Regions from separate parts of the Homo sapiens genome. Here region 2 is linked to region 1. Evidence: chromatin contacts called from ENCODE Hi-C or POLR2A ChIA-PET data. All regions are on one chromosome and are shown on one strand. Each heading gives the region's core, a stretch centred on a gene start or an enhancer-like site at or near the end of the contact. The rest is flanking DNA. Distances are from core to core; before and after follow the strand shown. Region 1 holds the start of HNRNPUL1 (heterogeneous nuclear ribonucleoprotein U like 1). Region 2 holds the start of LYPD3 (LY6/PLAUR domain containing 3).

Region 1 (7,122 bases), core at 456-2,955:
CTACCCGAACCCATTCCCAGAGTCACAGCTCCTGGCTGATGAAGAGTTCCGTGCTGCTCCCCGAGGGCCCCCACTCCCTGGGTACACAAATAACTGCTTCTGGGAACCGTCGAGATTTCTCCTGGAGACGCTCAGGTCCAGAAACATTCCCCACACTCCACTCTGAGGCCTCCAGTGAAGTCAACAGGTTTCTTTCTCTTTGCTCCCTACGGCCTCCCCCCTCCCCATATTCGCTAAGCCAGATACGTACTCCTGTGCTGGACACAGGATCCTCTGTCTCCCGCCACATATTTCATCCACTTGGAATGTTACCAACTCATCTGCCCCCATCCCACCCCCAGCTACCCTCTGTTCTCCAAAAACCCCACAGTTAGCTCCAGACCAGTCAGCAGCAGCCTCAAGAGTTATTTGCCCTCAGTTTTCTTAGCTCTAGACCCCCAGATCCTTTGTCCAGGAAAGCATCCTCTCCCCCGCCAGCCTCTGGACACCAGGGCTCCCTATACCTCTTCTAGAAGCCAACCAGAAAGTCCCCAGATCTCCCAGCACCTAATGTCCAGGCTGTGCCTGCTTCAAGGGTGGCCTTCCAGCCCCGGAAGAGAGATGGGGGTGCCCCCTAGTTCAATCTCCCGCAGCCCCTAAATGCTCACTAGCCAAACTCCAAAGCACTGAGTCCATTAGGACCCTCCCCAGCCACAGACACCAGCGCCTCCACCTCTCCCACCCACCCCCGTACCCAAATAGGAGAACGCCCAGGATCGCATCCAGCGGCATATTCCAGGATCCTCCTTCCTCAGAACTCTCGCAGCCCCGCACACCTGGACATTCCTTCCCCACCCTGGAAACACGGCTCCCCACCCCCCAGCCCACACGCTGGGCTAGCACGACCGCCAAGCCCACGGAGCTCCGTACCCTAGGATCCCCATTTTCGAGACCCTCCCCAACCCAAACGGAAAACCTCTTGTTCTTCCGACTCTCTTCGGCTCCAGAAAGCAGTTTCCGGTCTCCGATCCCTACGGTACGGAATCCTCCCCGCCACCCCCGTCCCTCACCTCCGAAACCCAGAGGCCCCTCCCCCAGTGTCCCCCCTGCACTGAGTGTCAGGATCCACCCTCCGGTCGTGCTGGGGCCCTGGTCCCCAGATCCTTTTCGGCGGCGGGTAGCGGGATCCCCCGATCCTCAGGTCGTCTCCCCGACCTCAGGCGCTGGACTCCCGCGTCCCACAGCCCTTTCCTCGGCCCAGGCTCCGGGCTCCCCGGCCCCCGCCCCGCGCACTCTCACAATGTCCGTCCGGCCCCGAGTAGCCGCCGGGCTCCGCGTGCGGCTGCAGCCCGGGCGGCGGTGGCTGCGCGGTCCCCTCCAGCTCGGAGCCCCCCTCGGTCTCGACCTCCTCGTTGATGTGCCCGGGTCGCCCCGGTTCGTCGTCGGCGTCGAGCTCCCGCTCGTCGTCAGGCTCCTCGGCCTCCAACGCCGCCTGCAGCCGCTCAGCAAGCTCGGCCTTGAGGCCTCGAGTGTCCAGGCCGCGGCGCTGCAGCTCCTCGCGAAGTTCGTTCACCTTCAGACGGCGCACATCCATGGCCCGGGCCCCCGGGGTGGCCCCCGAGCCCGGCCCGGCCTCCCAGGGCTCTGTCCCCCTTAAACCTTTCCTGTCAGGAGGCGAAGGGGGAAAGGGGGGGGGCCCACTCCAATGGCGGCAGCGGCTCAAAATGGCCGCCGCCACCGCCTCCCCCCTCACTCGTGCCTCGTCCGATGTTACATGAGTGCCAATTGGTCAGTGCGTGGGGCAACGGGCGCGGGCCCGGAAACCTAGCCAATCAGAGCGCCGTTTTCAAAACAACGGCCACGAGAAGGCCTAGGAGCTACTGGGGAGGAAGCGTTGGCCTACGTCGAAGCCGAGGCCGGAGCGGAGGGCGGGAAAAGGCAGGAGGCGGAGCGCTTGCTGATTGGGTAACTCTCGCGCGCCGGCTGCCGTAAGGTCCAATGAAAATAAGGGAGTAACAATTTGGTCCAATCAACGGTAAGATCTCAGAATGAGTGTCCCACGGCCTTTCCTGCGCAGTCCTTTCATCAAACTAAGTGTCTCTGTAACACACATTCCGATTGGTGTACATCTCCCGCCCCTTGAGGAGTCCGAGCGGGTAAAACCACTAGAACCAATCAAATGGAGGGTCGGCAGAAACCCCTCCTTCCTGTTGCCTTTAAGAAACCGGAAAGAGATGAATTCACCAGGAGCCCGCCCCTTGCCGTTAGGGCGGTTTCAAAACAATCTGCCCACCAATCGCAGTTATTGTCTTAGCTCACTAAAGCTGGTAGCGATGGCTCATTTTAGGAAAAGTTCACCAGATTGGCCGTGCTTCAGAGGACTGCCTCACAAATTTCGCTGTAGGAGGAGGTATACGAAATAGAGATTAAGTGGATACACAGTTCGTAATCTGGAAGGAACCCAGTTGCCTTTAGGAAAAGCAAAATTTTGAGTTGAGAGAGTCCCGAAGGTTTGGCTATAGAAACTAGACTAACAACGGGAGGCAAGTTGTAAAGGACACGGCCTCCCCTTCCCTTGGGTAGTCCGCGGCCGCCTTGCTCTATGGTCGGGTACCTGACGTGGAACGGGCGCTCTGCACGCGACCATAGAGCCTTCCCCTCCCGAAAGACATCCAGAAGTTCACCGACCGCTCTCCCGAATCCTCTAATCGGCTGTTCCCGTAAATCGGGCTGTCTGGCGTCTGTACCGACAAGCTCAACCCCACGGATCCGTCATTAACCTTCGCGCTCAGGAATACAAAAGCCACAGAGCTTCCCAGTGTCTAACGCTGCACCACCTGTCGCCTCTAACTCAAAACAAAACTCGAGTAAGACGCAATCGGGATACATGATGCAGACTCCCACTGCCTCCTGAGCCACACGTTAAGCCCGCAAAAGCCACACACTATCTCTACTCAGACAAAGGCACACCCCGCAGTCGTAAACAAACAGGCGTGCGTCAGATCAGACGCATCCAGTTCTTTTTTTTGTTGTTCTTTTTTTTTTTTTTTTTTTTTTGAGACGGAGTCTCGCTCTTGTTACCCTGGCTGGAGTGCAGGGCCTCTATCTCAGCTCACCGCAACCTCCGCCTCCCGTGTTCAAGCGATTCTCCTGCCTCAGCCTTCCGAGTAGCTGGGATTACAGGTCCCCGCCACCATGCCCGACTAATTTTTGTATTTTTAGTAGAGACGGGGTTTCACCATGTTGGCCAGGCTGGTCTCGAACTCCTGACCTCAAGTGATCCGCCCGCCTCGGCCTCCCAAAGTGCTGGGATTACAGGCGTGAGCCACCGCGCCCGGCCCCAATTCCGATCTGCTTTGGGTAAGGCACCCCGCTGCAGTGTAGATGTGCCCACTACGGTCCGCAGAGGCAGGCGGCATCGAATAATAAAGATAACACAGGATAGTTGCACTACAAGCGAACACTACAGCAACCCAAACACACAGCACCCACTCAGCAGCGGGACAGACACTCACGTGGGCCCAGAGGTTCCAGTCCAGACACCCCGCCCCTCGCCCACGTCCGACTTCCTCTCTCTCTCTCTCCTCCCAGCTTCCCACAATGATTTGTTCTAAAAAAGTTTGTGGCCCGGATTGAACTGTCCCCGGTTCTCAGGAGCCGCCACTGGAGGGCGTCCGGGCGCTGCCAAGGGTTTCTCCATTTGCTGCCGGCCACACCCGCGAACGCCCGCTCGCGAGTGCGTGCCAGACACGGTGGGCTGGTCTTCGCTGGAGGCCCTTTGTGGGTCCGTGATGATCGGAGGTGTTCTGTGCCTGTGTTTCTATGTCAGTCTGAACGTTCGGGGTTGTGAGTACCTGTTGTACTCTACATGTCTCTTGAGTATTTGTGTCACTTGACTCTAGGTCTGTGTCTCTTCCTATTCGTGGCGGGTATCTGCCTGAGCATGTTTGTAAATATGCTTGTGTCTGTGTAATTCTGTGTGTCTGTGTTACTCTATGCGTCTGAGTTTCAGTCTCTGTATTTGTGACCAGGTCCTCCTGGGTGTGTCCATTAATTCATGTGTCTGTTAGTTTGCGGCGGAACAGGTGTGTGTGTGTGTGTGTGTGTCTGTGATCCTGGATCTGTATGCCAGTTCCTCACTGGGGGTTTCTGAGAACCTGCATCTCTTTGCTTGTATGTCTTTTTGTCTATCTGTGTGTTCATTTCTACCCTCTCTAGTGAGGACAGAATTCCAAGACCCTACCAAGCCCTTCTTTTTTCTGATGGGGGAACTGAATTGCCAGGGAATGGGGCCACATCACAGCTAAAAGGAGACAAGAGGAGACAGAAGCTCGTTGATATACAAAGTTTTATGTGACCTGAGCCCCTCTGGAGGCACCAGAGTCCACACTCTGTACTCAGAAGGTGAGGGATTGGCTCACGGGGGCAACATGGCCCGAAAGGTGGGAGATCGTCCATCCCCTGCGGGAAAGGAGGCATCCCTAATGCATTGCACAGGCTTGAAGGGGGCACACCCCCACAGTTGGGGAGGAGGAAGCAATGATAGCTAAGAAGGAGAGGGGCACCCCAAAGAATACTACAGTATAGGGTTAGAACCTTGAAATTGCACCTAATAGTCTAGACCTGTGGACCTTTAGAATCTTAGAAACTTAGAACATTTGAGTCTTAGAACTACAGTGCCTAGAACTATAAGATTTTAGAAATGTGGATTCTTGGACTCTTAACCATGGTCCTAGAGAGGCAGAATGCAGCAAAGAACCTAAAGGTGTCCAACATTAGAAATTATTAGAACTTTGGTGTCTAGTTAGTCACAACTGAGTGTGAGAGTCTTATAACTTAGATGCTTAGGATCCGGAATCTTGGACCAATGGAATCTAGAGTGCCTTGAAACAGAACAGACCGTTAGAATCTTATTTAATCATCTAGAATCTTGGAGCATCTGATCTAGAATCTTAGACACAGAGAATCTAAGATCTTAGAGTAAGTCTTAGAATATCACATCTTAGAACACCGGACCTTAGAAACTCCATCTTTAGACTCTTGGAACTTTTGAATTGCAGATTCTAGAGCTTTCGACCCTTAGGATCTAGGATCTTATACAAGAGAATCTATTATCATAAAGCCTCAGAAACTATAATTGATCATCATTAGAATCTTAGAACTTGAGAAGATAACATTTTGAAGCCTTATGATCTAGAGCCTTACAGCCAGAGAATCTAGACTCTCAGAGCCTTAGAACATCACATTTTAGAATCCTAGGCCTTAGAACCTCCATGTCTAGAACTATAGAATCTTTAGAATCTATAATCTTACATTTTAAGGACTCTGAACTCTAGAAGAATAAACATCTAGACTCATAGAGCCTTAGCTCCTAAAATCAGAATCTTAGAACTTTAGAACCTAAAACCTTGAGGCTTTATCAAAAATGTTAGAACCAGAAAATCTAAAACCACATAATGTCAGAGCTTTAGAACAGTAGGTCTTAAGGTTGAGTGCAGTGGCTCATGCCTGTAATCTCAGCACTTTGGGAGGCTGAGGTGGGCAGATCACTTGAGGTCAGGAGTTTTAGACCAGCCTGGCCAACATGGTGAAACCCTGTCTCTACTAAAAATATAAAAATTAGCCGGGTGTGGTGGCACACACCTGTAATCCCAGCTACTTGGGAGGCCAAGGCAGGAAAATCACTTGAACTCGGTAGGTGAAGGTTGCAGTGAGGCGAGATTGCACCACTGCACTCCAGCCTGGGTGACACAGTGAGACTCTATCGCAAAAAAAAAAAAAAAAAAAAAAAAAAAAAAAGTAGGCCTTAGAACCTTAGCACTTTAATAGAATTAGAGACTTTGGAATTTCAGGTCCTTAGAACCAAAGACTCACAGCATCTTTGAAACCTAGAACCTTTGAATCTAGACTCTTTAAACCTTGGACTCTAGAGTCTTGGAATGTTAACACCTGGGAGGGCTTCAGATATTGCAATCCAACCCCTTCCTTTTACAGATGGTGATGCTACTGCTTTCAAGGTGATGCTACTGCACAGAGAAGGGGAGGGACCTGTCTGGGATGGAGGTGGGATAGGTAGGAAGACAGGGCTGCAAGTGGGGATAAGGCGTGGGGTGGGAAAGTGGGAAGGTGGAGTTTTCCCCAGTGGCAGTGCTTAGCTTGGATCCTGAGAGGGAGTACCAGGTGGAGGGTTGTCTCAGGCACCATCCTCCTGCCCTGGGGCTGCTGGGGAGCCCCTATCAGCAGGCTGAGCGGGGCTAGGGGTTGTGGAAGGGCAGAGGACATAGCGTCCAGCAGGATGGACCTCAGCCGCAGTGAGGCAGCTACAGGAATCCTTAGGGTCTGGCTGGGTTGGGGGGTCAGCTCCTCCTGCAGCTCCAGGGGGTTCAGGATAACCTCCACCCTCATCCATGTTGACATAGAGGATTTCGTCAGGCTCCTGGGCAGGAGGCAAGGCCTTCAGTGTGTTCTCCAAATCTTCCCGCAGCTCTGTAAAACTTGGCCGGTCCTGGGGATTTAGCTCCCAGCACCGCGACATCAAGGCATACCTAGGGCAGCAAAATGAGGGGTGGGAGATTGAGCAGGGACTCAGAAGGGGTGCATTCTGGAAGCCTGGGGACATTTTAGGACACTCAGGGGACTGGGGGCATTTTAGAGGGTTATAGGGAGCCTCAGCAGTTTGAGGCCATCTATGGGGATTTGGGAATTCCCAAGAATTTCTGAGTTGGGTCCTGGGAGACTCAGGAGCTGGGAAGGGTCTCGGGAAACCTGTCTGTATATGGAGTAGTATTCTGATGAGGGTTTGCTAGAACAGACCTTCCAGCTCCCCAGAACAGACTTGCATCAAAGCCTGGCTATGCCACTTACAAGCTGTGCTGGTTTAAAATAGGTCCATAAATTCTTTGACCCTCCTCCCTGCAAAAGACGGAGAATAAATCCTCTCCTCTTGAGCATGGGCAGGACTTAGTGACTTGCTTCTGATTTGGCAGAAGTGATGGTGTGTGTGACTTCTGAGACTAGGTCATAAAAGGCATGTGGCTTCCTCGCACTTTCTCCTGGGTTGCCATGTTGTGAGTAAGCTCAAGCAGTGCCACAAAGGGGTCCACATGGCAACGAACTGAAGCCTCCTGCTACAGCCATGTGAGT
Region 2 (6,928 bases), core at 92-2,591, 2.2 Mb before region 1:
TCCATTGGCCGAACCAACCACTCTCTTTTGCCATTCACTTCTTTTTCTTTTTCCTTTTTTAAAATCATATATCCTACTCTCAGATCCATTTACTTTTTTTTAATTTTTAAATTTTTAAATTTTTTTTTTTGAGACAGGGTCTCACTCTGTTGCCCAGGCTGGAGTGCAGTGGCGTGATCTCAGCTCACTGCAACCTCCACCTCCTGGGCTCAAGTGATTCTCCTGCCCTACCCTTCCGAGTAGCTGGGACAGCAGGTGCACGCCACTGCACCTGGCTAATTTTTTTAAATTTATTATTTTTTTTTAATAGAGATGAGGTTTCGCCATGTTGCCCAGGCTGGTCTCAAACTCCTGATCTCAAGTGATCCACCCAGCTCGGCCTCCCAAATTGCTGGGATTACAGGCATGAGCCACCGCGCCCGGCCTCCATTTACTTCTTGATGGCTAGCTGCACTATTTCTCAGGTTGATCATATTAGGAAGCAAATCTATTATGTCCTCCAGCTCATTTAGACCCTCTTAAAGGTTCTCTACTATTCTCAAAATTAATCCAAATCTCTTGTCGGGGCCTCTGATGCCCTGAGTGTCTCGGCCTCTGCCTGACTCTTTCATCTCAGTTCCTGCCCTTCTCTCATGGACTTCTGAGCTCAGGAGCACTGCTCTCCTTTCCATGTTTGAATGGTCCATCCTACCTCCTACCTCCAGGTGCTCCCACGTGCTGTTCCCTCTGCTTGTAAAGGGCTGTGTCCCTCTCTTGACCTGCTCTAGCTGGCTACATCCTGCATGCCCTTGAGGTTGCATCTCAGATAACCTCAAGGAAGCCCTCACCGACCAGCCCCCACTTCTAGACTGCACATCTCCTTGTATCACTACACTTTTTCCTTCAGTGTCTTAGTCTCTTTGGTAAACACCAATTTGTACGATTATTTGATTAGCATCTGTCTCCCCCATCAGACTGTGAGCTCTGCCAGGACAGGCACTGGTTCTGTCTTCATCTCCAGCATTACCTAGACCAAAGCCGGGCACACTGTAGATGCTCATTTAACAGTTACCGAACACTGAATGTCGAGTAGCCCCAGCCTGTCTTTAAGCCCCACTACTCTCCCACTCCAAACACACACAGACTTTCTCCCGCGAGCTGTCAGGGAACCTCAGCTCCCACCCTTTCCCTCCTTGGCAACTTCACAGGGCAGGGACCGCTCTCCCTTGGATGACGCGCCTAGGGGCGGGGCCCCGCCCCACAGCCGACGCTGAGTTGGCCCGGTTGGGCAAGGCTGGGGTTGCCTGGGGCGAGGTTACTCATCCTGGGCTCAGGTAAGAGGGCCCGAGCTCGGAGGCGGCACATCCAGGGGGGACGCCAAGGGAGCAGGACGGAGCCATGGACCCCGCCAGGAAAGCAGGTGCCCAGGCCATGATCTGGACTGCAGGCTGGCTGCTGCTGCTGCTGCTTCGCGGAGGTGGGTCTGCTGCCCGGAGAGGTGGAGGGGGTAGAGTGGGGGCTCTTAGGGAGGAGGCTCCTCTGGCCCCGTACAGAGAAGGCTGTGGGAAGGATCCCCACATAAGCAGAGGGCACTGTGGGCAAAGTTCCCCCATCCTAAGCAAGGGAGGCAGAGGGAAGGGTCCTCCACCATGGGCCGTAGGAAGGGTTCCCCACCACGGACAAGGGGAGCTGTGGGCAAAATTTTCCTATCCTGAAGCTGCAGAAAGAAGTCCCCTGTTCCTAGGCCGGGCGCGGTGGTTCATGCCTGTAATCTCAGCACTTTGGGAGGCCGAGGCAGGCGGATCATGAGGTCAAACGATCGAGACCAGCCTGGCCAACATGGTGAAACCCTGTCTCTACTAAAAATACAAAAATTAGCTGGGCGCGGTAGCGCGAGCCTGTAGTCCCAGCTACTCGGGAGGCTGAGGCAGGAGAATCGTTTGAATCCAGGAGGGGAGGTTGCAGTGAGCCGAGATTGCGCCACTGCACTCCAGCCTGGCGACAGAGCGAGACTCCGTCTCAAAAAAAAAAAAAAGAAAAAAAGAAAAAAAGAAAAAAGTGTTCCCTGTCCTGGGCAGAGAAGCTGTGGGTAGTGTTCTCTCATTTGAGCAGAAGGGGGCTGTGGGAAGGGATCCCTCACTGAGCACAGTCTACTGTGGGAAAAGTTCTCCCACACACTGTGGGAAAAGTTCTCTCATTCTGAGCAGAAAACCGTGAGGAGGTATCCTTCCTACCCCGGGATGAGGGGCTTCATGGCGGGGATCGCCTACAGTGGGCATACAGGGCTGTCGGAAGGATGTGCCCACAGTTGGCATAGTGGGTGTGAAGGAAAAGGGTCCAGTGATTCCCGTGCTTCCAGATTTGTGGAAAGCTTTTCCCTACTCCTGCCCTGGAAAAGTGTGTGCAATAAGACTGTCTAATCCCGGGACAGAGGGCATGGGAAGGACTATTTCTCCTTGGGGGTGGACGCTTTAGCAAGGAGGGCTCAGGTCTATTCGGCTCCGCTCCCCCAGGAGCGCAGGCCCTGGAGTGCTACAGCTGCGTGCAGAAAGCAGATGACGGATGCTCCCCGAACAAGATGAAGACAGTGAAGTGCGCGCCGGGCGTGGACGTCTGCACCGAGGCCGTGGGGGCGGTGGAGACCAGTGAGTGGGGACCCCCGGGCCACGCACACCACTGCAGGCTCCTCCGGCCCAGCCCCGCCTCCTTATAGTCCTTTCTGGATCTGGCCACGCCCCTTTAACGCGGCCCCACCCCTCCCTTTCAGCCTGGCCGGGACCCTACGACACAGCCTTGCAGGCCAGGCCTTCTCTATTAACAATTACAAGCGCGAGGAGCAGAGAGTTGAGAACTGGGTGGGGCGGACGGGGAGAGCTCGGGTTTGGAACGAGGTCACGTCCTATGCACTTTTTCTGCTCCACCAATGAGACCTCCCCATCCCTGCCTGTCAACCAGGCTGTCTCCTCCGACTCAGCTCTTTGAGGTTCCGCCCCCGTTCCGTGACCCCGCTCCTCCCTGCTTCGGTCGTTCTTTCCGCTCTGAGCGGCTCTTTGGGGGCGTCCATCCGCCAATTCCTGCCTGTCGGTCCTGTGGTGTTGGCCTATTTGAGGCCCCGCCCCTCCCAGACCCTACCCAACTCTGGGCCACGCCCCATCTGAGACCACGCCCACAGCTAATCCCGCCCTTGTCCCTCTCCCTAGTCCACGGACAATTCTCGCTGGCAGTGCGGGGTTGCGGTTCGGGACTCCCCGGCAAGAATGACCGCGGCCTGGATCTTCACGGGCTTCTGGCGTTCATCCAGCTGCAGCAATGCGCTCAGGATCGCTGCAACGCCAAGCTCAACCTCACCTCGCGGGCGCTCGACCCGGCAGGTCCGTGGGGGCCGGGCCGTAGCTGCGGGGGCGGAGCCACATTCGGGCCTGCCAAGATAGAGGTGGAGCCGTGGCAGAGGCGGGAGTACTCGACCTGGGCTGGGGGTGGGGTCACACTCTGGGGCGGGGCCAAGAGGCAGCAGGAGGGACTTTCTGGCTGTAGGCGCCGCGAGGTTGCGCGCTGGGGCGGGGCTACTAGTAGGCGGGGTCATCGATAGTGCCGGGGCCAGGCCTTAGGGGCGGGGCTAGAGGACGAGCTGCGGTTCCCGAACCCTTTCGACACCTTTTCTTCCTCTCGGCTCCCCTCGCAGGTAATGAGAGTGCATACCCGCCCAACGGCGTGGAGTGCTACAGCTGTGTGGGCCTGAGCCGGGAGGCGTGCCAGGGTACATCGCCGCCGGTCGTGAGCTGCTACAACGCCAGCGATCATGTCTACAAGGGCTGCTTCGACGGCAACGTCACCTTGACGGCAGGTGAGGGAGCCCCGGAGCACGGGACCTACGGGAGTTGTGGTAGCCCTTCTGAAGCACCCTGGGCGGTAGGGAGCCCTTTACCCAAAGCGTTTCCTTAACCTGCGACGCATTCTGGGAATCGTGGGGCCTAGGTGCTTGTATCGTAGGGCATCATGGAAAATGCAGTCCCTTCCCCCAACATATTAATAGTGTGGGGATAGTGATGCTTTGTCCCAGAGTGTTTTGGAGGGAAATGCATTTCCATAGAGGGCTGCCAGGTACTTAAGAGGTATTTAAGCCTCTAAGCTTCTGCCCAGGCACTGCGGGGAATCTCTAGTTCTTAGCCCTTAAAACTCAAGGGGTCCCCCGCCTGTCCCAGACTATTGAGAAATGTAACCATGGAAAATGAAGTTCTTCAAATCCCATCCCCTGCCAGTTATGCTATGGAAGATGTAGTTCTTTTTTATTTTATTATTACTATTTTTTTTTAAAGACAGCATCTTGCTCTATCGCCTAGCCTGGAGTGTAGTGGCGCAATCATAGCTCACTGCAGCCTCTACCTCTTGGGCTCAAGCAGTCCTCCCGCCTCAGCCTCCCAAGTAGCTGGGACTACAGGGTGCACCGCCACGACTGGTTCCTTTTATTTTTGGTAACAGTGGGGTCTTGCCATGTTACCCAGGCTGGTATTGAACTCTTGGGCTAAGAGATCCCCCTGCCTAGGTCTCCCAGAGTGCTGGGATTACAGCCGTGAACCACTGAGCCTGGTGTGGAGATGTAACTCTGACTCTAAGAGTAAATTCTGATGGGGAGGTAAAAGCCAGGGTGAAGGCTAAGGGGATAATGGTGAGAGGGTTGTAGAGGAAGTTTGTTCTGCACTGTGGTCTTGTGAGAGGTCTTGTATCTCAGTCTAAGCCTTTGTTTTAAACCCTACTTTTGGTTCAGCCTACACACATTTCCATTCAAAGCACAATGGAAAATGTTAATCCACCATGTGCCAAAGACAGTGAGTCTGTCTGTTTCTCATAGTAGGACCTGAGTTGAGATTTTGGGATTAATGGATGCAGAGACTTTCTGTCTCATTTTGGGGGTTCTCTGTTCTTTTTTTTTTTTGCAAGACAGAGTCTCACTCTGTTGCCCAGTGATCCACCTGCCTCGGCTTCCCAAAGTGCTGGGATTACAGGCGTGAGCCACCACGCCCGGTCAGGTTCTCTGTTCTTGTCTGATGCCTCTAAGTTTTGTTCTGGCCATGTCAACCTCTCTCCCTCCAGCCACTGACCTATCTGTGTCTCCTTCCTGCAGCTAATGTGACTGTGTCCTTGCCTGTCCGGGGCTGTGTCCAGGATGAATTCTGCACTCGGGATGGAGTAACAGGCCCAGGGTTCACGCTCAGTGGCTCCTGTTGCCAGGGGTCCCGCTGTAACTCTGACCTCCGCAACAAGACCTACTTCTCCCCTCGAATCCCACCCCTTGTCCGGCTGCCCCCTCCAGAGCCCACGACTGTGGCCTCAACCACATCTGTCACCACTTCTACCTCGGCCCCAGTGAGACCCACATCCACCACCAAACCCATGCCAGCGCCAACCAGTCAGACTCCGAGACAGGGAGTAGAACACGAGGCCTCCCGGGATGAGGAGCCCAGGTTGACTGGAGGCGCCGCTGGCCACCAGGACCGCAGCAATTCAGGGCAGTATCCTGCAAAAGGGGGGCCCCAGCAGCCCCATAATAAAGGCTGTGTGGCTCCCACAGCTGGATTGGCAGCCCTTCTGTTGGCCGTGGCTGCTGGTGTCCTACTGTGAGCTTCTCCACCTGGAAATTTCCCTCTCACCTACTTCTCTGGCCCTGGGTACCCCTCTTCTCATCACTTCCTGTTCCCACCACTGGACTGGGCTGGCCCAGCCCCTGTTTTTCCAACATTCCCCAGTATCCCCAGCTTCTGCTGCGCTGGTTTGCGGCTTTGGGAAATAAAATACCGTTGTATATATTCTGCCAGGGGTGTTCTAGCTTTTTGAGGACAGCTCCTGTATCCTTCTCATCCTTGTCTCTCCGCTTGTCCTCTTGTGATGTTAGGACAGAGTGAGAGAAGTCAGCTGTCACGGGGAAGGTGAGAGAGAGGATGCTAAGCTTCCTACTCACTTTCTCCTAGCCAGCCTGGACTTTGGAGCGTGGGGTGGGTGGGACAATGGCTCCCCACTCTAAGCACTGCCTCCCCTACTCCCCGCATCTTTGGGGAATCGGTTCCCCATATGTCTTCCTTACTAGACTGTGAGCTCCTCGAGGGCAGGGACCGTGCCTTATGTCTGTGTGTGATCAGTTTCTGGCACATAAATGCCTCAATAAAGATTTAATTACTTTGTATAGTGCTTTAAAGGAGTCACTTCCACCTTGTTTCTCGCAATAACCGCTCTAGCTGAGCTAGGGTGGGCATCATAAAGCCTTTAACGGGAGAGATATGGGACCTAGAGCCGCAGTCCTGGGGGAAGTCACGGTTGAACTTTAATCTCCTGGGTCTATCCTGCATGTGGGTGGTCCCACTGGTGAGGGGGAGACCGGGCGAAACCATTAAGCAGCATGGAGGGGCGAATGGGGCTTTTAGCAATGCCAGGGAATAGAGAGCTTTGTCTAATGAGTTTATGTACCCTCCCTAGGCTCCACCCGCCTTGTCATCCAGCCAGCCGTCTGCATTGTTTTAGAGACGGGGTCTCTGTTCACCCAAACTGGACTGCAGTGGCCCAATCATAGCTCACTGCAACCTCTAACTCCTGCCTCAGGCTCCCAAGTAGCTGGGACTACAGGCTTATCCCATCATACTTGGCTAATTTTATTTTTTGTAGAGATGAGGTCTTGCTATGATGCCCAGTCCTCCTGCCTTGGACTCCCAAAGTGTTGGGATTACAGGCAGGAGCCACTGCACCCGGCTTCATCTGGTTTACTAAGAGTCATTAAGCCTGGGTGCAGTGGCTCATGCCTGTAATGCCAGCACTTTGGGAGGCAGAGGCAGCTGGATCACCTGAGGTCTGGAGTCCGAGACCAGCCTGACCAACATGGAGAAACCCTGTCTCTACTAAAAATACAAAATTAGCTGGGCATGGTGGCACATGCCTGTAATCCCAGCTACTCGGGAGGCTG

What was found. A loop is a pair of places that touch in the nucleus more often than their neighbours do. ChIA-PET counts read pairs that join two places held with the same protein, here RNA polymerase II (POLR2A). Pooled maps may share reads with other maps.
Region 2: a loop to region 1 is called in a pooled map, with 7 times the contacts of the local background. The contact joins the promoter of LYPD3 here to the promoter of HNRNPUL1 in region 1. A Hi-C loop is called at or near these places in 3 of 50 pooled maps. POLR2A ChIA-PET finds 5 or more read pairs at or near these places in 2 of 52 experiments (T-cell and activated B cell).

The regions. Positions count from the first base shown.
Region 1 is chr19:41,258,955-41,266,076 of GRCh38, reverse strand. HNRNPUL1 (heterogeneous nuclear ribonucleoprotein U like 1) reads right to left here and starts at 1,705. Exons shown (of 15, transcript NM_007040.6): 1 at 1,279-1,705. The coding sequence starts at 1,573. AXL (AXL receptor tyrosine kinase) reads right to left here. Exons shown (of 20, transcript NM_021913.5): 20 at 4,311-6,524. The coding sequence ends at 6,173. RefSeq lists silencers at 1,180-1,229, 1,250-1,319, 1,410-1,649 and enhancers at 1,655-2,193, 2,194-2,733, 2,734-3,273, 3,630-3,719, 3,750-3,799.
Region 2 is chr19:43,460,021-43,466,948 of GRCh38, reverse strand. LYPD3 (LY6/PLAUR domain containing 3) reads left to right here and starts at 1,341. Exons shown (of 5, transcript NM_014400.3): 1 at 1,341-1,456; 2 at 2,493-2,624; 3 at 3,180-3,350; 4 at 3,662-3,823; 5 at 5,102-6,162. The coding sequence starts at 1,378. The coding sequence ends at 5,598. RefSeq lists enhancers at 2,589-3,120, 3,673-3,722, 3,753-3,812 and a silencer at 3,363-3,522.